Regions from separate parts of the Homo sapiens genome. Here all the other regions are linked to region 2. The links are chromatin loops, found by intact Hi-C in ENCODE. Cell type or tissue: endothelial cell of umbilical vein. All regions are shown on one strand. Region 1 overlaps TES (testin LIM domain protein). Region 2 holds the start of LOC124901731 (a long non-coding RNA gene). Region 3 has its middle 30 kb from the start of TES. Region 4 holds the start of CAV1 (caveolin 1). Region 5 holds the start of MET (MET proto-oncogene, receptor tyrosine kinase). Region 6 has its middle 38 kb from the start of TES.

Region 1 (5,000 bases), 570 kb before region 2:
TTTTTTCCAATATCAGTCGTTGGGTAAAAGAGCTTAATTACAACCTTGTGTCCTTCTGCCATCTGCACCCCACTCCTTCCACTTATTAGGCCATGTCTCAGCAAGTTCTCAAAGACTATTGTTTAATATGGTAAAGAAGAAAAGGGTTTGCTATAGCAAGGGTGATAATACAGCTCTCCACTCCTTGCCTCCCTACAACTTCAGGCAGAAGAGCACAGGCCTTGGAGTCAGAAAGACTTGAACTCAAATCTCTACCATTTATTAACATTTTGATCTTAAGCAAGTTTCATAGTCTCTGAGTTTCAGCAAAAACATTTCAAAAATGGCAAATCATATTGCCTACTTTGTAAGCATTTTATATAGTTCTGTAAGATTTTAATGAGATATAAGTAAAGTACTTACCTCTATTCCTTGTGTCTTAGTCTATTCCTGCTGCCATAACAAAATACCTTAGACTGGGTAATTTATAAATAATAGAAATTTATTTGTCAAGTTCTGGAGGCTGGGAAGTTCAAAATCAAGGCACTGGCAGACTCAGTGTCTAGTGTGGGCTTGCTTTCTGCTTCCAAGATGGCACCTTGTTGCTGCATCTTCACATGGAGGAAGGTTCAGAAGAGATGGAAGAGAGGAACTCACTCCCTCAGGGGCTAATCCCATCAATGAGGGTGGAGCCCTCATTGCTAACTGCCTAATCATTTCATAAAGGCCCAGCTTCTTAATATTGGTACATTGGGGATTAAGTTGCAACATGAATTTTGGAGGAGCACGGACATTAAAGCCATAGCACTGGCATTCAATAAGTGTATATTGTAGCTATTATAATAATATTTATCATAATAAAAATAATATTTCAGTTGTAATTCCTAAAATCTTTAATTCCTTGTTTGATGTAAAATATGTTATTCAGGATGAGACTTGCTTTTTAAGGTATAGTTTTCTGAGTGTTGTACCTATTGTGCTATGGGGCTGTACTATGGGGCAAGTAGTGGCCAAAGACATAAATTCATGAGTTTTTGTTATTTGCAATATTTGTAGTTTTCTATACAGTTATATTCTGATGCTTTTCTTTTCATGATAAAAAGCAATCAGAATATAAAATATGTTATGTATGTACTTGGAACTGCCATGTACATACCTGGGTATCATCATTGACTAAATATAAGATTTGTTTGAAAGTTATCTCAACACAAGTGGTAAGTGGAATTAAAAGTGCAATTTATTGAATTTTTAGATTTGTAAAGAATCTAATAACAGATTCATGATGTTTTCTTTTTAACAGATGGGCTTAGGTCACGAGCAAGGATTTGGAGCCCCTTGTTTAAAATGCAAAGAAAAATGTGAAGGATTCGAACTGCACTTCTGGAGGTATTGTTTTGAAAACTGCAACCACATTAGTAATTTATACTTTTTGCAATACTTCCTCAGACAGTGGAGATATCTTCGAGTTCTCCAGCATGGTTGCTAAGTTGCAGACCTGTTACTGTCTTTTCTGAGAAATGAATACAACATAAAAAGTGTTCTGTCTTACTGTCATTAAGTTTGACTTAGTGAATTGGACCATAATAACTATTTAGAGTTGTTGGATTTGCTTGCTGTCTTTAAGATTTCCTTCGAGCCTGAAATACTGAATATATCATCTTTCTGGTGGTAAATAAGTTTGTGGTAATCCTCCAGGACTGTTTAATAATTTATTTGTTACTTTTTTTTTGAGACGAAGTCTCATTCTGTCACCTAGACTGGAGTGCAGTGGTGTGATCTCAGCTCACTGCAACCTCCGCTTCCTGGTTCAAGCGATTCTCTTGCCTTAGCCTCCTGAATAGCTGAGATTACAGGCTTGTGCCACGACACCTGGCTAATTTTTCTTTTTTGTATTCTTAGTAGAGATGGGGTTTCGCCATGTTGGCAAGGCTGGTCTCAAACTCCTGACCTCAAGTGATCAGCCCACCTCAACCTCCCAAAGTGCTGGGATTACAGGCGTGAGCCACCATGCCTGGCCCTGTTTAATAATTTAATTATTCTCTTCTTAAAAATTGGTAACTTTACATCTCATGTCTACATTTTCCGTAAACAAATATGAATACTGAATCAAGCATGTATATGTTAGTTATCAGGAAATGAAGTTGAATTTAGATCTCTTTAAAATTTTTAGCTGTAAAGTTACTAGTGAAAAACCATTGAAACACTTGAATTTTTTTAAGAAAAAAATTAATTGTAGTGTCTTGGTTTGAATGAAGTGCATATATACACAAGACAATGTTAGTGAGTCAAAAATGTGAATTTTCTATAGATCTTATCTTTAGGTTGTTTTGAAAGTACTACTGCATATCATATAAATCTAAAATCAGTATTTGAAACCTGTGCTTATGAATGACTGTCAAGTCCATAGTGGTAATTCACAAGTCTGCTCAAAGTTAGAATTAGCAGGAAAAAAAAATAAAGATAACTATACAGTTTTAGGATGGCAGCTACCTTGTTAGGATGACTCTCATTTGAGAAACACTTCTGTACTACAGATTTCCACAGGAAACCGTTTAGAATACTTTCATCAGCTCTTGGAGATGTGTACAGTGTAAATTAAAGGAGAATATAAACAAATAAAATTTTAGACATTAATCTCTTTTAAAAACTAGTTTATTGAATCAGTTTTCAGAAACAAAGATAATTGTTTAAAATAGGAAAGTCAGTAGAAACCTGCTAGAACTGATACAGTTCTTCAGTTTTGATACAATTCTTCAGTTTTAGGGAGCTAAAGTTTTCCAGAATTTTTTTTTACAAGACTTAAGCAGCTCTCCCTTGTGCTGTCTCTTCAAGGGACATAGAAGTGGCAGTATGTCTCTCATGTTTTAAAAAGGTAAAGTGACTTAACACAAAATAGTTTTCATGAATTAGAACATCTCTGCTCTTAATGCTCACACTATTTTCTATTGGGCCTATTAGTTAACTTTACAGAAGGCTGCACTGCCCTCTCCTGGGCATAGTTTTTACCTTACAATCTTATAATACATAAAATCCAAAATCCAAAATGCTCCAAAACCAAAACTTCTTGAGTGTCAACACGATGCCACAAGTGGAAAATTTCACATACCTGACCGTGTGACAGGTTGCATTCAAAAATGCATTCAAACCTTTGTGTCTTGTACAAAATTATTTAAAATATGTATAAAATTACCATCAGCTTATGTACATAAGCTGTATATGAAACAGAAATTAATTTTATGTTTAAACTTGGGCCCTATCCCCAAGATATCTCATTGTTTATGCAGATATTCCAAAATTTAAAAAAAATTTGAAATCTGATACACTTCTGTTTTATTTTACTTGTGAAACATTTTGGGTAAGAGATACTTAACCTGCATTCTTTTTAGTTCTGCTATGCAGTTGCCAAAAACCGCTCGTGAGATTTTAAAGCTCATTCCTAAGAGATATCATCTTTTCTCTAAAGCAAGTTAGTCATTTTTGTTATGTCTATATTAATCATTTTAATCGATATTTTCAGATGAAAATATATCCGACAAGAGCAGATCTCCATGGCATGAAAATAACCTTTTACATTTCAATTTATCACACAGACTCATTTAATCAACTGGGTGTAGTCTGAAAATCTAAGAGCCATAATAGTCTAGGACTTTGCATATGGCCTGTCATTCAGCTGGGGTTGATAACAGTCCACCCCATTGGTATTTCTTAGTAGTTCTGACATCTTCCTGGCATGGGTCCAGTCACATTTCTCTCAGAATTCTTGATAATTCCCTGACTTTTTCACCATAGCTAAAAGAGCTGAAGCAGGTGCCTTTGACCTCCCTATGTAGCCTCTTTCAGTACAGTCTTTGAAGTAAAATATTCTAGACTAGTTGTCCTGAGTGTAACAAAGATTCCAGGTCTAGTCTAGGGCCACAGAACTTATGTGGGTGAAGTAGACATGGGATCCCATGACCCTGCCCACTTAGCCTCCTCCTCCAGCTTCATGGTGATCCTTGACTTAGGACCCTGAGGGCTCCATCGGGCACATTTCAAAAATCAGAGTTAAATTATTCTCTACCTCTTTATTAGTCTGGCCTCTCACACAATCACAAGAATGGTCTTTTGAACATGGATACTATTACATACTTCAGATGACTTAAGAACCCTCAGTAGTTTCCCACTGGACTTCTTTTAGGCAAATTTCTTGGCCTTTGACATTAAACCCTAACATCTGGCCTCTGCTTGCTTTTCCAGCCTCTTCCACTTCCCTTCCAAGCACTCTATGATCCAAGTGCTTGATACATACTATTCCCTGAAATTTTGTGCCTTATTGCATGGTGTTCTCTGCCTGGAAAACCCTACCTCCCACCACTAGGAAACAAAAAGTCTCAGCTCAAGAAATACCTCTGAGAAGTCTTCCCTGCCCATGTATGTCTTTTCAGGCTGCCATAACAAAATATCACATACCTGGTAGTTTAAACAGAAATGTACTTTCTTCCAGTTCTAGAGGCTGGAAAGTTCGAGATCAGGTGCCAACATGGTTGAGTTCTGGTGAGGTCTCTCTTCCTGGCTTACAGACGGCTGCCTTCTCACCACGTGCTCACATGGCCTTTCCTTGGTGTGTGTGGGTGTGTGTGTGTGTGTCTGGAGAGGAAGAGATCTCTCTCCCTTTTCTTATAAGGTCACCTATTCCAATGGATTGTGACGTTCACCTTGTGACATCTTTTAACTTTACTTCTTAAAAGCCCCTGCTCCAAATACAGTCACATTAGGAGTTTGAGCTTCAGCATATGACTTTGAGGAAACACAGTTCAGCCCACAGCACCCCCTTCCCCTGCTTCCACATACCCCCAAGTTGTTAGGAATCATTTTCCTTTTTATCACCTTGTATACTTACAGAAAGCCAGGAGATAAATACCCAGACCTCATTCTTCATCACTCTGATTTTCTGCTGGCACCTCCCATTGTCCCATTGCCAGTGACAAGGGATCCCACAGGTGTAGTCCTTAAGGATCAGCCTTCTGGGAAATAGCACAGAG
Region 2 (5,000 bases):
AACAAATGTTAATTTCTTCCTTTTTTTTTTTAAATCCTCTCCCTCCTCACCAACTCCCACCATGCAAATATAATTAATCTCTGGTTCTAAAAAAAAGACAACTGAGCTCCTGCATACCAAAGGAATAAAAAACTAACACTTCCTTTAGCTCAATTTAATCTAGGCCCCACTGAATGTAATAGTGAGCAAAGACCATACAATAGCAAATCATTATAGATCACAACTAGTAATCCCAAATGACAGGTCTCCTCTGTTCTGAATTTCATTTCATTGAAATTGTTCCAAAGTTTGCATCTTAAATTACACAAATTATATTCACTCCTGTCTTCTATTTTAAAAGGGGAAAATTGTGCATTCATTTACCTGTTCCCTTTAAACATCTTAACTCCTGCTTACACTTGTATGAAAGCATTGATCTTATCATAATTAGAGAAAGTTCCTAAAAACAAAAAAAGCAATGACACACAATTAATCTACAGTGTGTATATCAGAATTAGGTTCAGAAAATCCCAAAACAACTGTAGCTTACAGGAGATGAGCTTTTTCTCTTACACAAAACAGGTTGGAGGATGGGCAGTTGGGGGCTGGTGTAGAAGCTGCAGGATGTTGGCAGGGACCCAGGCTCCCATCCCTCTACTCCACTATCCCAAGGCATGTCTTCTATCCTCAAGGTCACCTTGTGGTCCAGATGGCTTCCTGCCCTTCAGGAAGGAGGAGGGAAAGCCTGAGTCAACACACTTTACAAACCTTCCTTATAATAGAAGGGGTTGAGGAAGGTTGTGTGGAAGATGCTTCTGAGTTGGGCCCAGATGGACAGGTAGGAAAAGGACATCCTCCATAGAGTGGATCATGTCAGCAATGAAGTCAGAAAAGTACAAGTATGGTTAAGGAACAAGAAAGATTCATCTGAATATAATAATATTTGGGAAAAATAGTAATGCGTGTATTGAAGATGAGCCTTGGTGTACAATTGACTATAAGCCTCCCCGCATATAACAGAATGATTCTCTTATTTTCTCATGATCTGGGGAAGTAGGTTTGGAAATTCAAGCCTGGGGTGGAGTAATAGGAAAATATAATCAGAATAAAGAGGATGAGTTTTTTGTTCTTTTGGTCTTCCAGCCCCTCAGCTCTGGCCATGCCAACGCACCCCTTTCCGGGAGTGAGTCCACCCAGAACCCTTCGTGCCCATGGACATGCTTCAATGCTGTGCACTGGGTTATCTCTCTTGGAAGAACACAAACACACAGGCTGGCGCACAGTAAGCACTGCAGAAATATTGTGGATGAAGAATCTAGAAACTAGGGTGCATGCTCCAGGAGTGTAGAGAGAGCCCAAATCAAGATGCACCTTTAATATCACTCTAAGGTGTTAGGAAATGGGGAATGAGGAGAGGCTTTCAAAACAGAGGGGCAACAAAATCAGAACTATTATTTGGAATAGTAACTCCAACAGCATGAATTGGAAGAGGAAATACCTTAAAAGATGAGTTAGGAGACTATTTCATTCACACAGGAGGGTCTAGATAACTAAAACAGAAACAACAGTCATATTGAAGAAGACTGGCAAGAGGTCAGCATCCCATGATCGCGCTGCACTGTTGCTTTATATGATTGTGTTTGATGGCACGATTGTTTACAACCCTTGACTTTCTTCCCTGCTTTATCATTAGCATTACTTTAGAATAATGAAGCCTGTTCCATCCATTAACTCCACTAACATTTGATCTCCCCATAGGTTGAGGTTAAAAATTAATTACTCTTCCAACATATTGATTACATGACTATAAATATAAAAACAGAACTACAGAGTAACTACAGGGACCCTTTGTTTAAATAGCATGTTTGCTCTTTTTAAAGGAGGTAATTAATGGCAAAGGACTTTGGAACTGGAGGAACATGCTAGAAAAGCAACCCTTGAGTGCCATCTAGTGTTGACAACACATTTAAATGTAGTGTATCAAAGAAAGGTCTGGTTTCTTACACTGTAGGTGACTTAATTGTTGAAAGCAGGCAATGTTTGAATAGTAAAAAACCAAACTTACCCTGCCTTTGTTGCTTGCCACCTGGGTATTAACATGAATCTTCATTTTTGAACTTCAGTGGGAGGAAGCCTTCATTTCAGCTTCTAGGTCAAGGTGCGTTAACAGAATTGGAGGGCATTGAGTTTAACTCACATAACTCTTTCTTTTTGTCATTCCAGGAAAAAGTTACCCCTAAGGTAAAGCTAGCATGTAACTCCTCCTTTTCCTCCCTTTTACCAGTTAGTTTCAGACTATTTCACCTAATTAAAAATGAACTCATAATATTTCATGAATTAAAGAATGGAGAACATAGAAGAGGTTAAGAACTGGTGTTGAAATCTCCTGCCATGGAAATTCATTGTTACTGAGGTGGCTCATATATCAGAGCACTGCCTTCTGCGGACATTAAAATTCACTTTGTTTCGTGTCCCTAATACTGCCCAGCCCTTGGGAAGCACGAAGCTGACATTGTATTAGGCAATTCACGCTGACCTAATAACTCAAAGCAATCATCACTGGTAACTTAAAGTGACTACACTCCAAAAGAAATAGAGCCTAAGGTCACAGTTATAAATCTTACCACAGGAAGGCCAAAGATTATAATCTTTATGCCAAGTGCTGCAGATTCCTTTCTGCTTAGGAGAGTCATATTTCAAAGACTTTACTAATCTGAAACCTATAGGTGGTTGTGACAATAGCAGATATGGCTTACATGACATCAAACCCACATTTTAAAGAACACTGGGTAAATCAGTAAAAAAGGGGCAATTATATTTATTATATCTGCAGCCAAGACTGTATACTTTTACCTTCATACTATACTGAAATGCAATATCATAATTGTTTTTGAACTCAAAGGCCTAACATATAATAAAAGCATAGTTAACTAAGGAGGCGTGTGATCCTCTTATCAGTGTATATTTGCATAATTTGCAAGCAGTCTCTGAGTTTGCTATGATGATGTGTAAACAGAGGGTATTTGTTCAGTTGGAACTTTGTGCTGTGGAGACTAAAGTCAAAGGTTTGATCCCTAATCAGGGCAGACAGCTTCACTGTTGGGTGACTGAAAGCACTTTATCATTATGCTTCCTCAAGATCGAGGGGCTTCAGGACAGTGAACATGTAAGTTGCCCACTGCTAAAGAAAAACATGTTTTAAATGTTTTTATTTGACTTTTTTTTATATAAGGAATGTATGCCTTCTTTGTGCAAAATAAGATGTGATTTTTTTAAAGCTAACATTCTTGCAGACTCTAACAATCTCCTCCCGCATCCCCTCTGTTCCCATAGCTTCTCTCACCTCCATATTTACAAGCCTCTCATTTTTATAGAAAGATATACACATATGTTGATTTTAGAGTTTTAAATAAAAATAGGATCATGCTGTATACATAATTTGCAACAGTTTATTTTGACTTTGCAGCATATCACAGGTATTCCTCCAGTTTATAATTCAGTCTTTCTCATTGCTACCTGACCATCTGTAGAATGGCTGTTACAATCCACTCAGGCTGTTTCCAGTATTTTTTTTTGGTTTATTTTGTTTACTGTTACAAACAATACTACAAAAAAACTTTTACGTATAATCTAATATACTGGCCTTTTATTCTAGGATACAGTCCCAAAAGTGGGGTCAGTAAATCACACACTGTTTGTATTTTATTAGATATTAGGCAAGTTGTTTTCCCCAAAGGCTGCACCTTTTCACACTCCCAACGATATTTGAAAATACTTATTTCCCTATTTTGTACCAGCTTGGGACATCAGCACTCTTTTTCATTACTGCCAAATAAGTAAACAATGGTTTCTTACTGTTGTCATAATTTGCTTTTCCATGATTAACAGAGAAGTTGACTTCCTGTGTTTATGTGTTTTGTAGCCATCTGCATTTCTTTAAATTGCCTTTCCACAGCCTTTGCCCCATTTTATTCTTTCCTCTATTTTTTATTCAATTGTTTGTCTTTCAGCAGGTGGCAAACTCTTCTTGTAAAATAGATATATTAACCCTTTGGCTGGGCGCAGTGGCTCACGCTTGTAATCCCAGCACTTTGGGAGGCTGAGGCAGGCAGATCACTTGAGGTCAGGAGATTGAGACCAACCTGGCCAACATGGTGAAAACCTGTAACTACTAAAAATACAAAAGTTAGCTGGACGTGGTGGTGCATACCTATAATCCCAGCTACTCAGGAGGCTGAGGCAGGAGAATTGCTTGAATCCAGGAGGTGGAGGTTGCAGTGAGCCGAGATCACACCACTGTAATCCAGCCTGGGCAGCAGAGTGAGACTCTGTCTCAAAAAAAAAAAAAAAGAGAAAGAAAGATTAAACTTTTGTCTTTACCTTTGTCTTTATTACAAATTATTTTCCTGACAATCATTTATCCTTTGACTATGTTTATGTCTTTTGCCATATAAAAATTTTAAATCTGTATGTAATCCAAAATATTTGTCTTTTCTGGCATTATGTCCTCTACCCTTAAAAGGTCTTAGAGAGTCTTCCTGGACCCAATATTGTAGAAAAACAATTTCAAGTACACACCTTAACGATGGTGGACTTTTAACTCCAGGGATCTCAAACAAACAACCATAGAAGTCTGGCAGGTTATGGAAAGTTATGATACCCAACCAATAAGAAAAATAGGGTATACTGGGGGCTGTGATAAAATACAGCATGTACACCCCATCTAAAGGAGACAGTCAGTACTGTCAACCTCAAATAACCAAAAGGATCAGGGTTTAATTTAAAGAGAGTTTATTCAAGCACAAAGTTTGAAGATGGCCCACATGGAAACACAAACTCCAAAGGAATGGAATCAGTGCTTCAAAATAGAGAAGTTAAGGTTTCACTTATTCATACAGAATCAGAGAGTTTTTAGCAAGATTATGACATTTTTCATACAAGGTTGATGCATAGTTACAGCAGTTTAATATGTTACAGGCAGCATTTCTTTTGGGAAGATACATTTAACATTTTTTACAGAG
Region 3 (5,000 bases), 630 kb before region 2:
AAAGATAATAGGGAAGATGACAAAAAGGAAAACAAAGATAAATCATCCATACTTTAAATTTTAGGAAAGTTAACAGTAACTAAAAAGAAGCAAAATAAATATTAAGGCTTGAGAAATAGAGATATATTGATGTTAAAAAGTAAAGTCATGCATTACATAACGACAGGAGTATGTTCTGAGAAATGCATCCTTAGGTGATTTCATCATGTGATCATAGAGTCCACTAACACAAACCTAGATGGGTTAGCCTACTACACACCTAGGCTATACGGTATAGCCTATTGCTCCTAGACTACAAACCTGTACAGCATGTTATTGCGCTGAATACTGTAGGCAACTGCGAAACAATGACAAGTTTTTGTGTGTCTAAACATACATAAAGATGGAAAAGGTACAGTAAAAATACGGTTTAAAAGAAAAAAAAAGGTACACCTGTATAGGGCAGCTCCATCATAATCTTATAGGACCACCATTATATATGTAGCTCCTCTTTGATTGAAACGCCATTATGTGGTGTGTGACTGCAATATTCTAGCTAAATCCAGCTTATCCAAGCAGTAACTCAACAGACTTGCAGTAACCTATTCTAGATATTATTAAAACACAAACACTAGGCAGGGCGCCGTGGCTCATGCCTGTAATCCCAGCACTTTGGGACGCCGAGGCGTGCAGATCACGAGGTCAGGAGATCGAGACCATCCTGGCTAACACAATGAAACCCCGTCTCTACTACAAATACAAAAAATTGGCTGGGCGCGGTGGCTCATGCCTGTAATCCCAGCACTTTGGGAGGCCGAGGTGGGTGGATCACCTGAGGTCCGGAGTTCGAGACCAGCCTGACCAACATGGAGAAATCCCGTCTCTACTAAAAATACAAAATTAGCCAGGCATGGTGGCGCATGCCTGTAATCCCAGCTACTCCGGAGGCTGAGCCAGGAGAATGGCTTGAACCCGGGAGGCGGAGGTTGCTTTCACTCAGGAGGCTGAGGCAGGAGAATGGGGTGAACCCAGGAGGTGGAGCTTGCAGTGAGCCGAGACCGCGCCACTGCACTCCAGCCTGGGCAACAGAGCGAGACTCTGTCTCAAATACAAAAATAAATAAATAAATTCATTAATTAATTTTTAAAAAATTAAAAATAAAACACAAACACTGAAGAGAAGAAGCTTAGAATAAGGGAGGAAAGCATAATGATATAAAATTAAGTAAAGTAATATTTAGTTTGCTCAGAGGGAATAAACATCTTGTGAGAGAAAAAAATTAATGAGGTTCTTGGAAGTATTTCTCTATCTCTTAGACAATTGGTAATTATCATGAAATACTACTAGTCATTAACATAGAAAACTGGGCTAGACAGAGACCTAAGAGTTATACACCCATGATTAACTTTGATTGGAGAAAACCAATTGCAATGTATGAGATCTCCTTTAATACTACTTCCTTTAATTCCATGTCTTCCCCTTCCTGCCACCTCAATTTCCACCATTTAATTTGGCACATGATGCCTCTCATAATCTGGTCTCTCAGATCTCACTACCCCAAATTTTCGACGGCCCTTACCCACTATATGACCAGTGATCCGGTAGTGCCAAACTACTTTTAGTTTCTCAAGTAAGCTATCATCTTTGATGGCCATTTGTTTTGCATATTTTCTTCCCTCTGCTTAGAACAGTCTTACCATTACCTCGAAAAAGAAATCAGACTATATTAGTTTGCGAGGGCCACCATAATGAAGTACCACAGACTGGGTAACTTAACATAAATTTTCTCAGAGTTCTGGAGGCTAGAAGTCCAACATAAACAAGTCAGCACAGTTGATTTCTTCTATGGGGTCTCTCATTGGCTTGTAAATGGCTGTTTTCCTGTGTTTTCACATATTTCCTCTGTCCATGTCTGTGTCCAAATTTCTTCTTCTCATAAGGACACCATTCATATGAAATTAGGGCCTACCCTACTCACCTCACTTTAACTTATCTCTTTAAAGACAATATCTCAGAATACAGACACATTCAAGGTTACTGAATGCTATGACTTCAATATATGAATTTGGGGGGAGAGTAAAATTCAGATTATAACAGACAAATTCTTACTGTCTACAATACAGCTTTATAGTAATTTCTTCTAAGAGTTCTTCATCTTGAATCTTTCCATCTCAGTCTGAGTTAGGTCTCCTTCCTCAGAACTTCCAAAGCACTACCTGTATTCCTCTATCACATTAAAGGATATGTTTTCTCACTCTGCTCTAAGATGTGACTTTCTTTTCCTTATCCCAGCACCTACCCCTGTGCCTCACACCTGGTAAGTGTGCCATACTCTTTGTACCTTGAAGTATAAGCCCTCTAGCCTGGCTGTATTGTGATAGTATTTCATTGGATAGGAAATATAGAATTAGAAAACATAGACAATTAGTGCCTTTTTGTAATGTTGAGTTTAAGAGATATCTATATATAGAAATAAGTAGCAAGGAAGTGGAAATACAGGCATGAAACTCAACGGAGAAAACCATGCTGAAAGTATGATTTGGTGAATGGGTATGATCACTCAGGGAACATGTATAAATGAGAATAGCATGGAAAAATCTTTAAAGAATAACAAATTTTTGAAACAGCAGGAGAAAGAATAGAAATGTCAGAGAAGCAAAAGGAGGCTAAGAGAGAATAGTTTCTCTTCCCATTGATACTATTTTCCATACTAGCATCAAACTTTGCAGTGAGCTGTTTATCCTTTATATTGCCACCAGGGGTCTCCAACAACTTCTGCAATGCCTGACAGAACTCAAAGTATCTTATAGCTGTCTTTACAAGGGCTTTGGCAACAATAACATTCCTTGAGAAAGAAGACCAGGTAGGTGCCTCAAAACAGTGTTAGATATCCTTGACTGAGCTGAAGTCCGGAGGAGTCCTTTAAGTTACTCTTGGTCTGCAGCTTACTGACCACCAGGTAGTCTCTTGTACTGGCAACTTTGTCACACAATGAATCACTGAGACATACTCTCCCTATCAAGAATTGAGACTGGTTGTTCACCTACGACACAATGAAGCCCAATACATAGATTGCATAAGGTTTGATGAGCACCCAGAGCAGACTGAAAAGAACTGGATGTTCTGAAGAAAAAAATTAAATCATGTAATAGGGACTCTATTATTTTGATTCTAGAAATTATCTATCTTCAAAAAAAAAAAGATGAGAAAAAAATGTTTTAAGTCTATCTCCTAGAATAAAGAAAAATAAGATTAGGCTGAATAAAGCTGACATTTATTTCTTAAACTTTTTCCTTTTTCTAATTATTCCTGCAGACAACTGCAATTAACTTTTATATATATATGTACTTTCATATTAAATGTTTAGAATTTTCACTAACATGGAAACGTTTAGTACAGAAAAGTAAAGATTGAACAATATTACTCATAGACCTCCTACCTCATTAACATTTTGCATATTTGTTTCTTCCATATATGTTTTGTCTCGATGTGTCCGGAATTGGTGGGTTCTTGGTCTCACTGCCTTCAAGAATGAAGCCGTGGACCCTCGCGGTGAGTGTTACACTTCTTAAAGGCGGAGTATCCGGAGTTTGTTCTTTCTGTTGTTCAGATGTGTTCGGAGTTTCTTCCTTCTGGTTTGTTCGTGGTGTCGCTGGCTCAGAAGCGAAGCTGCACACCTTCGCGGTCAGCGTTACAGCTCTCAAGGCGGTGCGTCTGGAGTTGTTCGTTTCTTCCAGTGGGTTCTTGGTCTCACTGGCTTCAGGAGCGAAGCTGCAGACCTTTGCCGTGAGTGTTACAGGCCCGTAAAGGCAGTGTGGACTCAAAAGAGTCAACAGCAGCAAGATTTATTGCAAAGAGCAAAAAAACAAAGCTTCCACAGTGTGGAAGCCGGACCCCACCTAGTTTCCACTGCTGGCTGGGGCAGCCTGTTTTTATTCTCTTATCTGGCCTCAACCACATCCTGCTGATTGGTCCATTTTACAGAGAGCTGATTGGTCTGTTTTACAGAGAGCTGACTGGTCTGTTTCGACAGGGTGCTGATTGGTGCATTTACAATCCCTGAGCTAGACACAAAAGTTCTCCATGTCCCCACCAGATTAACTAGATACAGAGTGTGGATTGGTGCATTCACAAACCCTGAGCTAGACACAGGGTGCTGATTGGTGTGTTTACAAACCTTGAGCTAGATACAGAGTGCTGATTGGTGTATTTACAATCCCTTAGCTAGACATAAAGATTCTCCAAGTCCCCACCAGACTCAGGAGCCCAGCTGGCTTCACCCAGTGGATCCCGCACTGGGGCTGCAGGCGGAGCTGCCTGCCAGTCCTGCGTCGTGTGCCCGCACTGCTCTGCCCTTGGGCGGTTGATGGGACCGGGCGCCCTGGAGCAGGGGGCGGCGCTCCTCGGGGAGGCTGCGGCCGCGCAGGAGCCCACGGGGGTGGGGGGAGGCAGGGAGGGTCAGGCATGGCCGGCTGCAGGTCCCAAGCCCTGCCCTGCAGAGAGGCAGCTAAGGCCAGTGAGAAATCGAGCGCAGCAGCTGCTGGCCCAGGTGCTAAGTCCCTCACTGCCCCGGGCCTGCGGGGCCCGCCAAGCCCACGCCCACCCGGAACTAGCGCTGGCCCGCAAGCGCCGTGCGCAGCCCCGGTTCCAACCGCGCCTCTCCCTCCACACCTCCCCGCAAGCTGAGGGAGCCGGCTCCGGCCTTGGCCAGCCCAGAAAGGGGTTCTCACAGTGCAGCAGCGGGCTGAAGGGCTCCTCAAGCGCGGCCAGAGTGGGCGCCAAGGCGGAGGAGGCGCCGAGAGCAAGCGAGGGCTGCTAGCATGCTGTCACCTCTTACTGAGCCATTATAAAATAAATTACAAACATTATACTTCAAACTAATCCCTTTAGCATACATTTCCAGAAAATAAGTGTTCTCTTACCTATTAGCAGTGCTGTTATAACATCTGACAAATTTAGAGAACTTCTTAATGTTATATATTTACCAGGCCACATTTAAATATTGCCACTTCCCTCCACAA
Region 4 (5,000 bases), 280 kb before region 2:
GAAAAGAAAGGAAGGAAGGAAGGAAGGAAGGAAGGAAGGAAGACCCTAATTATTTGTTTACTCATAAATAAGCTTATTTTAAAGCATTCCAAATTTTTTAACTTTTATTTTAGGTTCAAGAGTACATGTGCAGGTTTGTTAAATTTTGTGTCACAGGGATTCGTTGTACAGATTATTTCATCACCCAGCTACAAAGCCTACTCCCCAATAGTTATTTTTCTGCTCCTCTCCCTCCCCGACGCTCCACCCCTCAAGTGGGCCCCAGTGCCTGTTTTTTCCCTATTTGTTTCCATGAGTTCTCATCATTTAGCTCCCACTAATGTGGTATTTGGGAAAATCCAACTTTTGAAAGATCTTTAGTCTGCTAATCATGAATGGCCAACATAATTACAGGCATGCCAACATTTGTAACATTGTGACACTTTCCCTGCCATTCTTAGTTAAAACTGATCTTTTGTTCCAAAAATTTTTGCTACCAACAATAGCCTGTCCTTTATAGTTCTTTTATACTTTTGTGTCTTCTCTCTAACTAAATAATCAACTCTTTCAGCATTCCATCCATTTCCCTTTCTCCTCCCTCTTACTCCCAACCCACATTCCCCTCTCCATTTTAATTTTAACCTGTGCCCCTTCAAGTGTACTCCAGCTTTTTTTTTAAAATAATTTCAAGTGATACTTTGACTTTTGACTGCATATGGAAGCATAAGTAACATGTCCTTTCATTTTTGGATAATGAGTTTCCTGATTAATTACAGCTCAAGAGTAAAATGACTGATTACTATTTAATTCATTTTGTGCTTCTTTACAATAAAGTAAAGACAGAAGCCCCAGATTCAGGAACAGACAAAATACTTTAATCGCTATCACATTTTTTTTAAGTCTAGTCAATTAGAAAAGTCAAATCTTTCCTCACAGCCAAGCACATTAAAAAAAAATCTTCTCTGGTAATAAACTTGAAGCTTTAAATAATTCTACAATTATAAACATTTTGTGTATTTTGCAAATATGGCATAACCTGTTGGCATAAAATTCCATTGTTCCAGAAAATATCGGTAATAAAATTATAGAAAAGTTAAAGATCTTCATTTCTTATTTCGAAGCGTTTGGGAGACATTTCAGAAACGGATGGGAAATGTTAAATTCTGCATGCCTGCTTAAGTTTCCATCCACACCGACTAGATGTAAACGAGTGTCACCAAAAGTACACCACAGGCACCCACACAGATTCCTTCCATAAGGGATCCACAAAGTTTAGATGTGAAATGTACCTAAAGGTTCCTAGCCGTCTTTCATCCCTCCCTCTGTGAAACAGGGAGACACATGTGTTTTAAGGCAGAGATGGAACTTGGGCGATGGGCGGGGGGTGGGGGAGGTGGGAAGGGACGGCTTAGGACAGGGCAGGATTGTGGATTGTTTCTGCCGCCTTGGTTGCCCATACTGGGCATCTCTGCAGGCGCGTCGGCTCCCTCCACCCCTGCTGAGATGATGCACTGCGAAAACATTCGCTCTCCCCGGGACGCCTCTCGGTGGTTCAGAGCAGGGAAAATGTTGCCTCAGGTTTAAAATAATCTGCCCAAGCACCCCAGCGCGGGAGAAACGTTCTCACTCGCTCTCTGCTCGCTGCGGGCGCTCCCCGCCCTCTGCTGCCAGAACCTTGGGGATGTGCCTAGACCCGGCGCAGCACACGTCCGGGCCAACCGCGAGCAGAACAAACCTTTGGCGGGCGGCCAGGAGGCTCCCTCCCAGCCACCGCCCCCCTCCAGCGCCTTTTTTTCCCCCCATACAATACAAGATCTTCCTTCCTCAGTTCCCTTAAAGCACAGCCCAGGGAAACCTCCTCACAGTTTTCATCCAGCCACGGGCCAGCATGTCTGGGGGCAAATACGTAGACTCGGAGGTAGGCATCCGTGGGGGGGCGCCGGCTCGGGCGTGCGGGGAGTGTCCGCTTCTGCTATCTGCCTCTCCAAATATCCCGACTGCTGCCCTGGCCCCAGCCCTCTCTCCACTTCGGAGCACTCCTCTGGCGTTGGCACCGCTGAGGAATGGGCCTGGGCGGGGAGGTGAAGAGAAGCCAGGAATGTTTTATGTTTTCCTAATGGAGAGGGGGCCTAGGGAGCCCCTGAGCTAGGAGGACACGGAAAAGGGGATTGGGGTCCTGAGATTGGGTCTGTTGGGCCCAGGACGCGTTTTCTGGATGGGTCTAGGATGCTCCCTTGTCGCGGGACCCCCGCGGTCCGGCCCTGCCTGCTGGGGGTTCGAAGAGGTGGAGTGCAGGGTGGAGGTGTTATTTACCCGAGTCCTGGGGACAGTCCCCGGGACTCTCCGCCAGGCGCCCAGACCGGCAGGTCCCGCAGGCGGCGCGCGGTGTGTTTGCACTTTCCAAAGTTCTTGAACCATCTCAAGAACTCCTTCTGCATCTTGGCGTCTGGCAGGGGTGTTCCGAGAGAGGTAGACCTCCCCTCCCCAAACTGCCACCATCACTTCCAACGCCCTCCACGCGCTGGAGCTCTGCCCGGGTGTGGAAACCTCGTCTTCCAACACGTAGCTGCCCTTCAGCCACCCGCCCGCAGCCTGGGAGTGCCCTGAGGGTGGGTCGGGGGAGCTGCGCAGGTGAGACTGAGTTCTAGGACATTTAGGGGGTCTGGTGCCTGGCTCCGCCAAAAATGGGGACTTTCGGGATTGTGATCATCACGGCGGATTGAGCAGGGAGAGCCGTGGAGGGACAAGAGAGGGCCGAGGCAGGGTGGGGGGCGCGGGCAGGTGCGAGGGGGATGCGGCCAAGAAGCAGCGATAAAGGGAACATTCCACGGGTCGGGCGGCTGCTGTTGGATCTTAGATAAAGCTGGAAGGGATTACCGGGGCAGGGGTAATAGGGACCGGGGACGGGAACGCGAAACAGGTGAAGCGCTCAGGGCGAGAGCGACTCGGCTTAGGGAGTCCGGGAGAAGCCTGCGGCTGCCCCCTCGCCGCCGAGGTCCTGCGGGTCCTGCGGGTCCTGCGTGCTGAGCCGGGGCGTGCGCGGGCGGGGGCCTTCGGACCGCGCGGCGGGGCCTGCCCTGACCCCTGGCGGCGGGCGGGGGAGGCAGGCGCGCCCTGCAGAGTACAGAGGGGTGTGGTGTCCTCTGCGAGATCCTCTTAAAAAGCTGGCTACGCGCAGGCGGTTTCTGTGCACGGAGCCGTAGCTGTCGGAGCGGTTAGTTCGATTTCGAGCTCGAGGTTTCCCCCGCCGCCAGGCTGACTTCTCATCGCTTGTTTTTCTTTTTGCATTTTTCCTCCCACCGCCGTTGCCGCCCTCCCCGTCCTGGCCGTCCGCCCTCCGCCCTCTGCAGGGACATCTCTACACCGTTCCCATCCGGGAACAGGGCAACATCTACAAGCCCAACAACAAGGCCATGGCAGACGAGCTGAGCGAGAAGCAAGTGTACGACGCGCACACCAAGGAGATCGACCTGGTCAACCGCGACCCTAAACACCTCAACGATGACGTGGTCAAGGTAAGCCAAGGCGACCAACAGGGAAGGGCTGGGACAGCTCTCCTCTGGCAGTTAGCCCGTGCATCCTTCTTTAGCATTGCCGTGTACGCACACCCCACCCCGCCCCCTACACGCGCACACACACACACACACAGAGTTTTGTGGGTTTGATGTGTGGGAGCTCCCGCAGTCGGCAGAAACGTTACATCTCCCTTCCCCCATCTCCCCCCAATAGTTAGTTCAGCTGAAATTCAGCTAAAGTGAGTTTTGTAGAAGTTCCTATAACTACACTTTTATCCTAGCAAATGAGCCTATTGACCTCAGCAACAGACGGCCCATACTCCTTGGGACGGTGAGATGGTTCCTATCCATTCCCAGGTTGAAAGTCTAGTGACAGGTCCCCACTGCACGTGGCATTAAGACAGTCAGATAATTGTGTCAGGTCTTGTGCTGAGGATGAGTCAGAATACAAGATGGGCATGTTCCCCCAACTAAAACGATGGGAAGTGATTTTCTTAAAAATACTACAGTGGATGGAAATGCCTAGGACTAAAGACAAAGAAAATACGTACTTATTCATATACATATGAAAGTTACTTTAACTAGACTAACAAGTCACTTGTGCACAACTAAGCAAATTTACAAAACCAAAAACAATGTATGCCTCTTGGTTTCTTCTATCTATGGACACCTGCACTTAGATGTGGAAAGCTGCTTCTTTAGTAGCTACCTGGGTCAGCCTGCCCTGAGCTAATGGCACATTCAGGTTGGAGTTCCTTTTCATACTTTCAGGATGTGCTTGGTGAGATTAAAAATAATTGGACTGGGTTATTGGCCAGACTTAGATCTGACTCAGTGGTCAGTTTTAAATTATCATTGTTATTAGATTTTGACCCTTTTAGCCAATCTAGTGGGAGGAATTTATTGCCTAAACACATCTGGATTGGGATATCATGGGCTAGAGCCATCCTTGGCAAAGGGTTTTCTCTGAGAAATGGAGGGCTAAGGAAAAATCCTGGCTCAGGGACTGCAGTGTGAAGATCTACTCCTATACAACCCCCAGCAATCAATGAGGCGGATGAGCAATTTCCACCCACCACGCCTGCTATCTATGGATGGGAGGAGCTATAGTTCACAAACCGTTTACATTCATGAATAATATATTTCAAAAGGGGAAACAGTTTAATCTGTAACTGGAAGGGAAAAAAAAACTGTCAGAATTGACTCCCTTGGCTTCCTGGAGTAGGAAAAAGGAAAATTGGAGCATTTGCAGCTTTTTTTGACTAGCTGGATTATGGAATATTTAAAAGCAACAGCAACAAAAGTACCTTATAAACTAGAAAATAGAATTGCTAAAAAACTATTTACTAAAAACATTACCTTAAAGGGAGAGGATATTTGTGTTTTCCCCCACCCCCACCCTTCTCATGTGGCTTTGAACAAGAAGGAGAGTTGCCAGGAAAAGAGGCAGATTTCAGAGAGGGCTGGCTTCACTGGATCCTCCCTGTTGTTCCACTGCACTGTGAG
Region 5 (5,000 bases), 140 kb before region 2:
GTGGGCCCTATTCACCATACATTGCAAGCATGAAGCCCCTATTCTTAGGAGACTGCTTTCATTTTTATTTCAAAAACAGCACCAACTTCAAGAGTGCCTTCAAAGACCCAAATTTTAATGTGTTAAAGGGAGGGAAAAAAAGATAGAGCATATTAGAGCAGGAGGTGGCTGTTCCTCTGTCTCTTTGTCACAGCTATCACTAGACCCATCTCAAAGTTAAGAGATGGGATCCTGTTTGTAGTTCAACATTATGTTATCCACAGGTGGATGGATAAGACCTGCTTATGCCTTTGGATCATTTATATTTTACCAGACACTGTTCCATGTGCTCTACTTGTAGCTCCTCATTTTATCCTCACAATAACCCTATCATGATCCCCATTTCACAGATGAGACACGAGAGAGTTTAATCCACTGGCCTGTAGCTACACAGCTAGCAAGAGACATAGCTGGGATTGAAATCCAGGTTGTTTGGTTCTAAAACTCTTAACTATTATGCTCAACTCAGTCTTGGAGATGTTGTTCCCAATTTGAGGGGTCTATCAGTTTTAATTGCTTTCAGCTGCAGGTGACAGAAGTCCCAGCTACCAGTGTCTAGAACAAGTTTTGTTTTTGTTTTTTTTCCACAAAACAAGAAATCTGGAAGCAGGTGTCTACTGGCAGTAGGGCTGTACCTCAGCAATGTCAGCACCAACTTCTGCATGCTGGTCACAAGATGGTTAGTTCTTCACTGGGCATCATATATGAAATCAAGAAGCAAGAAAGGAAAAGGGGTGGCACCAGCCTTAAACCCTTTCCCACAAGGCCCCATCAGACTTCAACTTATACCTCATTACCAGAATGACATCACATGGCCATGTCTAGCTGCAAAGGAGTCTGGGAAAGCAAATATTTCTCTTTTCAAGCCCCAAGAGTGGAGGCAGGAACAGGAAAATCTCGTTGGGAACAGATGCTGGCTTAGCCAGCCAACAGTGTGGACCACAAGAGATTTGGTTTGGTTAAGAAAATACCAACAGAACTTCATCATACAGTGTATCACCCATGACATGAACCCAAGGAAAGTTAAATAGCAACAATTAAAAGTTTGCTGCAAAACCAAAATTGAATTATAGAACTCCTATTACCTTTTAAAATATCTGTTTCCATTCATTTCCAAAAATCTGAAATTATCTGTAAACATTTTCCCAATCAAATCTGTCTAGGTAGTGTGTAAAAATTACTTGACCTTCACACACCCAGATACTTTTAGTTATGCTATTGTTAGTTATGTTATTTCATAAAATGTTATCTCCTTATTTACAGTTGATAAATGAAATGATGATTTTCAATACAGTTTCAAAACTGGATTGAAATTTTGTTAGTTATTAGAAACTAGAAAGTTTCAGTGCTGAAAATACACAACGGGTTGTTTGTATTTATCATCTATTTTATTTTCCAGTTTGCATTGGCTTTTCTGGGTCTTTCTACAACTTTAATTGTAAATTTTTTCTTTTATATTTTTATCATGGCACTCAAACTCAGAAAACCTGTTAAGGCAACTACATAATGTGATCTAAAAATCCAGTTAACATATTGCTATGGAAACCAGGAAATAGAAACAGCACTCTAATCATTCCTTTAGACAACTATGGCTCTGTGTGTGTGTGTGTGTGTGTGTGTGTGTGTGTGTAAAACTTTTTAAATTCATTAATTTATTCATCTTTTATTGAAAGCTGTTACTGAACCCAAAATCTGTAATTGATCTGTCCATAAATAGGCCCAGTGCCTTATTACCAGTAAATTAGTGTTTTTTAATGAGCTATAGTCATTGATAAATTATGCCATGCCGTATCAGGAAATCTCCAGTCAGGCCGCGTTGTTTATTTAGCCTGCTGAGGCCTCTTGGTATGGTGTGAAGGACACCTGACTGGGCTGAAAGCTAAGTTCTAACTTTGCCCCTCTTACTAACCAGCTATGTGACTCTCCTGGGAACTTTTAGGGACTCAGTTTCTTTACCTGCAAAATGGTTCAATGCAAGACTTTAGTAACGTAATGGGAACTTTCCTTTTCCATAAAACTGGGGAATCAAGAGGTAATCTCTTTTGAGGACTGAAATCACTCTTATGTAACCTCTGGTTACATTATCATTTCCAAGTGCCTGGCACTTGGGAAATGATAACTATTCTTACTACATTTTTCTATGTTTCATTCTGTAGTAAATAAGAACTGAACCTGCATAGTAACTGTTATTTTAACCCATGACTTTCAATAACGAAGATATCTATGTCTCATTATCTATTGCCATGATTGAACAAGTTGGTATGAGAGCCGGAACGAACTCAAGTTCTAACCGGCAATGCCCGTTCCTTAGATCCTATTACCTTTGAGTGTTCATTTACTCTTGTAGGTGCCAATTTTTATAGCGAAATACAAAGTTATCCCAACACAATTACTCCTAATAGAGTTCACCGAGGCCCCAAAAGCTCTTTTTTAAAAATCATCATAAGATTTCAACATTCAAGAATTAAACTTTTGTTCTGTTGTGCTTATTCATCGCTATTTGCCCAGTTATTTAATCAGCCTGCTTCCGGCTATGGAAAAAAAAAAAAAGAAAAAAAGAAATGGAAGTCTCCTCAGGGTTAAACTCCTCTGTTGTTCTTCCTTGCAGAAATTTGAGTTATTATAGTAGAGGATAATCGTTGCATAATGAAATCATTGGGACAATTCGTCCATCCACTTCTACCTCCGCCTCTAACAATGAACTCCTTGTTTCTGCGGTGCCCAAATCTCTCTAAACCCGGGTGGGCGCGGGGCGGTTAGCGGAGACGTGGGAGAGGCCGAGAGCAAAGCTCGCGCCCTTCCCGGGGTCAGCGAGCGGGGTGCCAGGAGGGTGCGCGCCCTGCATCTGAGCCCGGGGTGACACTCGCCTCCCAAGCGCCAGGAGGGGGAGACTCGGTCCCGCTTATCTCCGGCTGTGCTAACTTCAGACTGCCTGAGCTGGGGGAGGAGAGCGCGCAGCCAGGGCGAGAAAACTTCTCCACCTAGAAAGTTTCACCTTGTCGTGGGCGGGGCAGAGGCGGGAGGAAACGCGACCCCCGCGGGGCCAGGCGCGGCGCGGACGGCAGGAAGGGCGGGGGCCGATTTCCCTCTGGGTGGTGCCAGTCCCCACCTCAGCGGTCCTCGGAACCCGCGGACTAGGGGACGGACAGCACGCGAGGCAGACAGACACGTGCTGGGGCGGGCAGGCGAGCGCCTCAGTCTGGTCGCCTGGCGGTGCCTCCGGCCCCAACGCGCCCGGGCCGCCGCGGGCCGCGCGCGCCGATGCCCGGCTGAGTCACTGGCAGGGCAGCGCGCGTGTGGGAAGGGGCGGAGGGAGTGCGGCCGGCGGGCGGGCGGGGCGCTGGGCTCAGCCCGGCCGCAGGTGACCCGGAGGCCCTCGCCGCCCGCGGCGCCCCGAGCGCTTTGTGAGCAGATGCGGAGCCGAGTGGAGGGCGCGAGCCAGATGCGGGGCGACAGCTGACTTGCTGAGAGGAGGCGGGGAGGCGCGGAGCGCGCGTGTGGTCCTTGCGCCGCTGACTTCTCCACTGGTTCCTGGGCACCGAAAGGTAAAATTGCAGCCCCTTTCAGATCCAGTACCCAATCCCTCGCCTCAGGGGTTCTGCTTTCTTTGTTCCCCTAAGAGACCTGACTGCTGTTCCAGGGGGCAAAACCACGTAGGTGGGCTAGAGTTTAGGGGCTTCGGAAACTGAAGAGACGTGGCCACGGCGAGGACGAAACTAGAATGGGGCTTGTCTTTTTAGGGGGTTGCTTCTGATGGCCACCTGTATGACTTAGGAGGGAGAGGGGCGCTGGGACAGTGGGTGATGTGTGACTGTTACGGCCCAGCAAGTTTTAAAGCTGGGATCTGACTCAGCCCTTACAAAAGGGATCCGGTCATCCTCGTCCCACCGTGATGCAGCTGGCAAGGTTTGAGCCGAGCTGTTTCCTTGTTCCCAGCCTTGCTTTATCTGTGTTATGTTGGGGTCCTTCCAAGGGGCAGGTGTTTCTGTGAAAGTCTGAATTCATTTCTGGCAATCACGCGGGGCTTGTGATCCATCAATTTTCCATCGTACCTTATCTCTTTCTGGGGCTTGTGGTGGACATCTATCTTATTAGGTGAAATAGATTATAACCAGAGGCTGAGCGATGTGGCCAGTCGTAGTGCTGACCCGATAATTAAAGCACCAGTGAAAGTACTTTCCCTGACTATTGTCAATGCAGAATTTACTCCGAAGTACGGTTTCCCATTCATATCTTTCATGTTTTAAAAGAGCCATTTGCTAATTTGGCAGTTGGAGAGGGCTCCAATGGCTCACGCATGAATAGTTGCCCAGTGTATTTTACCTTATCACAGTTTTATGTTCAAAGGAGCCCTCGGGCAGAATGAAATATTGTCAACTCTCTTAGGCAAAATAATCAAGATACTTTAATTGCTATGTTAAGATGGTCCATGAATGTGAGAGGATTGTAAGAACTGACGTTGGAGGCAATATAGACTATCTGGACCCTCTCTTGAATTTTAAGAAGACTGTTCACATTCTGTAGCTTTGGGTGGGGGTTTATTCTGTCGCTTTCATCAGCCAGACACATGCACATTGCCATGCAAATGGATTCAGAAAAACATTATATTCCCTTACAGCTAAACTATTATAGCTGACTAATGAATTTTTTCTGCATGAAGATGATCTGAAAATGATGTACATCATGTTTCTCTGTGCTACAGGGACATAAATTGCATTTTTATGTAAACAGTGTAAGTGGTGCTTGGATTATTTACAGGTACATAGCTTTCCTTCCTTGATCTAAGCTAATTGAGCTTTGTTTTGAACGTGTAAACTTCCATAATGGAACATAAGTGAGGTACTTTGGTTCCTATCATTTGCAAGTCTGTGGTGTATTCAATGTTCATTCTTTTTGAACTGCTGAATAACAGAGGGAAAATTTACATCATTCATAAGAAATTTTGGTAGTACAAAAATGTG
Region 6 (5,000 bases), 640 kb before region 2:
CCTTGTATTAATCCTACTTTAAAAAAAAAAAGCCATTCCTTTCACCATTAAGGATAAGGCATAAGGTTCATTGTCCTAGAAAAAGAGAGAGAGTGGTAAGAGTCTAGAACAAACAGGCTTCTCATTGTAGCTCAGAGTTTAAATATTTGAGTTCACAGTCAGGGAATACTCTTGAAAATCAGGCTTTGTTTAGAAAGTAAAGAATGTTCTAACCCAAAGCCAATCTTTACATAACAAGGTTGGAGATCTGAATATAAAAATTCCCTATAAGATATAGGCAGAGAACATTCAGCAGATCACATATGCTCATATGTGCCTGAAGCTCTTATCTGCCTACAGGCTTGGGATGCACAATTGGGAAGAAGGGTGTTGGGGGTGAGGAGGGGGAATGTGCAGGAACTGGGGAAAGAAGTTCAGATAAGACAAGTCCAGGGTAAGGAAGCAGCAGGCACCTGGAAAGGGGATCAATCCAGTAGTTGATAGAAGTTCTGACACAAACTCCAAATAAGTTGAGAACAAACCTGAGAACAATTGAATGGGTGCTCCACTTCACACCTTGGGGAACAGTAGAACAGCAAGAGCAGATAAACAAGTCCCGTCACATGGAGCAGGGTAGTCCTACATCTTCTGCCTGTCTCCTGAGGAACAAGAAATGATACAGAATTGCCCATGTATGGGAGAAGGCAGATAGCATGAGCTTACCTGGGGAGTCTGGATAAGGAGAAAGTTAATTTACATACAGCACAAAGCTTTGGGATCAACTTCCCATGTCAGGGATTGAATGAGAGTCACAGCTATATCTTTGGGCAAGTTCTACTAAGCCAGAAATAGTGAACCAGATGGTGGAGGTGACTTGATCAGATAACAGAGGTGACCAAGTTCCCCAGAGCAATCTCCTCACCATGTCAAGGCCAAGAGAACAGACCACAAATTGTACCACCTAAAGACACATTAAAAGTGGCAGCAGTATGGAGTCCTCAACCATGGCCCCAGTGAACTGCATGTTACACAGTTATGTGTCATCAAAAGACTGATATGCCTTTATATTATCAGAGTGAGATTTGATGCCAAAACATCCAAGCCAAGTTCTGTGGGAGTCGCAGATAGAGACAAAGCACAAAGCAAATTGTTCCCCCTCAGCCTTGCCGTGGGTTTTGTAAGAGGCAGGAGAAGAGAATATGTGAAAGAATGAGCTTAACAAAAGAGACCATTTTAAAACAGAAGAGCATGAGCTACTTAACTGACAATTTTATATCTATTCCACAATCCCCACTGGTAAAGACGGGGGTTTGTAAGCAAAATGATTTCAAAATAAAGAAAATAAACTGGTTACTTTGTTACTTTTTTTTCTTGCACATCTGAATGGTAATGCACATATTTTCACCTCCCATCGCCAATCCTAGGCATTTGCTCTTGGGAAAGGTACCTTAGATCATAAGTCAGCTAATAAAGAGAATGGCAGACCCATGTTCTCATAGTGAAAGGATTAAAAAGAAAGCCCTGCAAGGAGGATCTACGTTCACTGTTTCTTAGAGGGCTGAAGAAGAGCATCAACGTCCACCAGTTCGAATCCCAGAATCTCAGACTCAGGTGGATCCAAGGAGTGATGATCCTTCCTGTGAAAAGCAGTAGAGGTTTTGCAAGGGAAGATAGTAGAGTATTGAATGGAGAATGTTCAGGAATGGAATGTTTGGAGCTGGAGGGCACACAGGGGTTTAAAGGTGAGGACTGGCTGCGCATCTTTGGAAGGTGGAATGGGAGTCATCCATGACGTCCCGTTCTTAGGAAGCCCTACGTTATTTTGGTTCCTTAACTTGTGAGATTTGAGGAAAACTCCAGGTTAACTAGGACTTTAATATGGTCCCTTTTAACCTTGTAATTCCTTTCTAAAATTTCTCTCATCCTAAAATAAAGAGGTCACATATTTTTAGAAAATCAGGTGTGATGCCTTTGTGGAGGATGAAGGATGAAAGTAGACAAGAGGTCTCATGGATCCAATGGAAAAAAGTATGTAATAATATTGGGGCAACCACACCTCAGAATAGGTGAATGGATGAATAGAAATGCCAGAGCATGACCCACAGAGAAACTGGTAATGGAGGGAGATCCTGGAATCTGGAAAATATCCCAGAAAAAATATGTGGATGAGACATTTTACAACCAAACCTTCCTCCAACCCTCACAGGTTACTGAAGGAACAGAACAGAGCTTGTAAACTGCAAGCTACATAGTTATGTGTCTTCAAAATACTAATGTTGTTTGTATTATAAGTGGGATTATGAGTCATTTTGTTTCTTCTGTTTTCTAGAGTTCATGTAGACACATGCTTTCCATCCAATAAATATTTATCAACATTTACAATACACCAGGCATTCTTCATCAGTGAGTAAAAGAGGCAAAAATAAACCCCTGCCTGTACTCTAAAGAAATACAATGTAAAAGCAGACAAAAGCAACTATTAATATTTTTAGCTCAGTGGTCAAATATGCCTCTCTCATGTGTGCACAAATGCATGCACGCAGAGGCACGCACACATGCACACAAACAGAGTGTCTTTCCCGGTTTTCTTAATTTCAACCTGTTTATTTCCCCAGTCTCCCCACTTATTTCTAATTCTTCATTTCACTCATAGGTTTATTAGAATTTCTCAGAGTTCTTTGAGCTAAAAAGCTCAGTAATTATAAGTCATCTGTTGTGCCCCGAAACCTTTATTAAATTTTATTTAGACAAAATTATAGAAAACAATTCAGTATGCTTCAATTAAAATTAGCCAAACTATTTTCTCATACACACTGCATTCCTACTGCCTCAACACACATATACACAACCACATACACCAGTAATATTAAAAGTTAAAAAGTAATTTGCAATTCAAGTATGTTTGTTGAAATAATTACTACAGTTGTATATGAATGTTCAGTGAGGTAAGAGGAAATTGTTTATTACTGAATAATGAAAAAATATTACGCTTGTCCATTGGGTGGCAGCAAAACTCTTCCATACTGTTAAATTCTCAAAGCCTTTGTCTTCAGTGTCTTCATGCTAAATTTGATAGATTATACTACACACAGAGGAAAATCCTCAATTCTTCCCTTTCAGGAAGGGGCTGCAGAAGCAGTGAGATTAGTGCTGCATTGAGTTTAAAGTCTTACTGGGTATAGAAGAAATTATCTTTTGAATTTAAAAAACAACAAATTTTATTATTTTATTCTTCAATTCAATCCAAAAGATTCGTGTCAATTACGTGTCAGTACTATGCTGGAAACTTTCTATTTTCATGAAGTTGGCTCCAGCGGGTAGAACTCTACACGAAAAAATAAACATCTGCAACATCAAAAACACCCGGCTTCAATCTCCATCTTCCCTCTCAACACCCTCCTATCATCTGAGCAAACACTCCTTCTTTCCAAAAAGTTACTACTTGATTGGAAACTTAAGCTAGAAAATCACCATAACACAGCATCAAAATTACTGTTTATCTAAAATTGTATAAGTAAAGCAAGGATATCCACTCCATCCCTAAGGTCAGAATTTTTAAATCCACAAACAAATATTTACTTAACCTGCCTGCTCCACAGGGGCCTTTGACCCTCCCTCCTTTGCTCCCAGAACAAAGAGAGAAAAGAGCAATACAAGTGAAAGGAAGAGAATTAACAGTTGAGTGTCAAGAGATGCTGACTGAAATGAACAGAACAGGGCAAGTATGTTAAAGTGCTTCCCAGGTTTTTTCATACGGCATACATCGAACATGCTATTTGTTTTGATACTTTGAGGTAAATGAATGATACCCTTAGATCTGGAAGTGACCAGCCTAGAGTATCTGGCTGTTCTGGGCCTGGAGACCCTGAAGGCCAAAGAGACAAAGGTATCTGTCCATCTGTTCCACACACATGGCACAACCTCTATGCCCCAGCTCACCTACATGGACATTAGGGTTACATGGGGAACTAAGAGGGCTTTAAAATCACTATTCTCAAGAAGGTCCATAAACTCATCAGTTTAGAGAATCTTCTTCCTCCCATTTTTATTTTATACATTTTATGCTTACAAAATGTACATTTTGGGACAATGTGCCCCTGTGGCTTCCCCAGCTTATCCACATATCCCTCTCCCCACATACTATTCATGTGTTGTCACCCACCAGTTACAGAATCATGGAAGGTGATTTACTTTATATTCACTATGTTTGGGGGAATCTTCTTTGGAACCATTTTGTGCTGGGTCATTGTTTTTAAAATTTTTAATTTAATTTCAAGTTCCAGGATACATGTGCAGGATGTGCATGTTTGTTACATAGGTCAACTTGTGCACCAAACATGGTGGTTTGCTGCACCCATCAACCCATCACCTAGGTATTAAACCCCACGTGCATTAGCTATTTATGCTGATACTCTCCTTTCCCCAACCCTCCCCCAAGAGGTCCCTGTGTATGTTGTTCCCTCCCCGTGTCCATGTGTTCTCATAGTTGAGCTCCCACTTCTAAGTGATAACATGTGGTGTTTGGTTTTCTTTCCCTGTCTTAGTTTGCTGAGGATAATGGCTTCTAGCTCCATTCATGTTCCTGCAAAGGACATAATCTCATTCCTTTTTATAGCTGCATAGTATTCCAAGGTATATATGTACCACATTTTCTTTATTCAGTCTATTATTGATGGGCCTTTGGGTTGATTCCATGTGTTTGCTATTGTATATAGTGCTGCACTAAACATACACATGCATGTATTTTTATAACAGAACGTTTTATATTCCTTTGGATATATACCCAGTAATGGGACTGCTGAGTCAAATGGTATTTCTGGTTCCAGATCTTTGAGGAATCGCCACACTGTCCTCCACAATGGTTGAAATAATTTACATTCCCATCAGCAGTGTAAAAGTGTTCCTATTTCTCCACAGCCTCGCCAGCATCTGTAGTTTCTCCACTTTTTAATAATCACCATTCTGACTGGTGTGAGATGGTATCTCATTGTGGTTTTGATTTGCATTTCTCTAATGATCAG

Evidence for each region. Hi-C counts contacts between places; a loop is a spot of excess contacts. Peaks named below come from ENCODE experiments on the same cell type or tissue, not always from the same donor. Only the 100,000 strongest peaks of a DNase experiment are listed, where the experiment ranks them.
Region 1: it touches region 2 in a loop (4-fold over the local background); 9 of 110 quality-filtered maps call a loop at or near these places.
Region 3: it touches region 2 in a loop (6-fold over the local background); 79 of 110 quality-filtered maps call a loop at or near these places.
Region 4: it touches region 2 in a loop (7-fold over the local background); 17 of 110 quality-filtered maps call a loop at or near these places.
Region 5: a loop joins it to region 2, with 8 times the contacts of the local background. A loop is called at or near these places in 72 of 110 quality-filtered maps.
Region 6: it touches region 2 in a loop (6-fold over the local background); 81 of 110 quality-filtered maps call a loop at or near these places.

The regions. Positions count from the first base shown.
Region 1 is chr7:116,233,255-116,238,254 of GRCh38, forward strand. It overlaps TES (testin LIM domain protein), which reads left to right. Exons shown (of 7, transcript NM_015641.4): 2 at 1,280-1,365. It overlaps LOC124901730 (a long non-coding RNA gene), which reads right to left. Exons shown (of 4, transcript XR_007060485.1): 4 at 2,614-5,000. Among named protein-coding and RNA genes, the nearest start is that of TES, 25 kb to the left of the region's middle. In endothelial cell of umbilical vein, a CTCF peak has its summit at 2,986 (motif pointing left); a DNase peak (open chromatin) is centred at 2,967.
Region 2 is chr7:116,807,958-116,812,957 of GRCh38, forward strand. It overlaps LOC124901731 (a long non-coding RNA gene), which reads left to right and starts at 3,063. Exons shown (of 3, transcript XR_007060489.1): 1 at 3,063-3,145. In endothelial cell of umbilical vein, a CTCF peak has its summit at 1,945 (motif pointing left); DNase peaks (open chromatin) are centred at 1,914 and 2,554.
Region 3 is chr7:116,177,661-116,182,660 of GRCh38, forward strand. No RefSeq gene overlaps it. Among named protein-coding and RNA genes, the nearest start is that of TES, 30 kb to the right of the region's middle. In endothelial cell of umbilical vein, CTCF peaks have their summits at 2,746 (motif pointing right) and 2,945; a DNase peak (open chromatin) is centred at 2,851.
Region 4 is chr7:116,523,196-116,528,195 of GRCh38, forward strand. It overlaps CAV1 (caveolin 1), which reads left to right and starts at 1,841. Exons shown (of 3, transcript NM_001753.5): 1 at 1,841-1,897; 2 at 3,330-3,494. The coding sequence starts at 1,868. RefSeq lists an enhancer at 1-194 and silencers at 120-414, 2,823-3,212, 3,443-3,542. In endothelial cell of umbilical vein, CTCF peaks have their summits at 1,651 (motif pointing left) and 3,076 (motif pointing left); DNase peaks (open chromatin) are centred at 1,676, 3,076, 3,926 and 4,616; H3K4me3 peaks cover 3,933 bases; H3K27ac peaks cover 5,000 bases.
Region 5 is chr7:116,668,994-116,673,993 of GRCh38, forward strand. It overlaps MET (MET proto-oncogene, receptor tyrosine kinase), which reads left to right and starts at 3,203. Exons shown (of 21, transcript NM_000245.4): 1 at 3,203-3,584. All of the region lies in intron 1 of COMETT (cytosolic oncogenic antisense to MET transcript), which reads right to left. RefSeq lists silencers at 2,811-2,860, 2,991-3,120, 3,181-3,370. In endothelial cell of umbilical vein, CTCF peaks have their summits at 2,895 and 3,175; DNase peaks (open chromatin) are centred at 2,988, 3,268, 4,398 and 4,658; H3K4me3 peaks cover 2,373 bases; H3K27ac peaks cover 2,312 bases.
Region 6 is chr7:116,170,244-116,175,243 of GRCh38, forward strand. No RefSeq gene overlaps it. Among named protein-coding and RNA genes, the nearest start is that of TES, 38 kb to the right of the region's middle. In endothelial cell of umbilical vein, a CTCF peak has its summit at 2,974 (motif pointing right); a DNase peak (open chromatin) is centred at 2,988.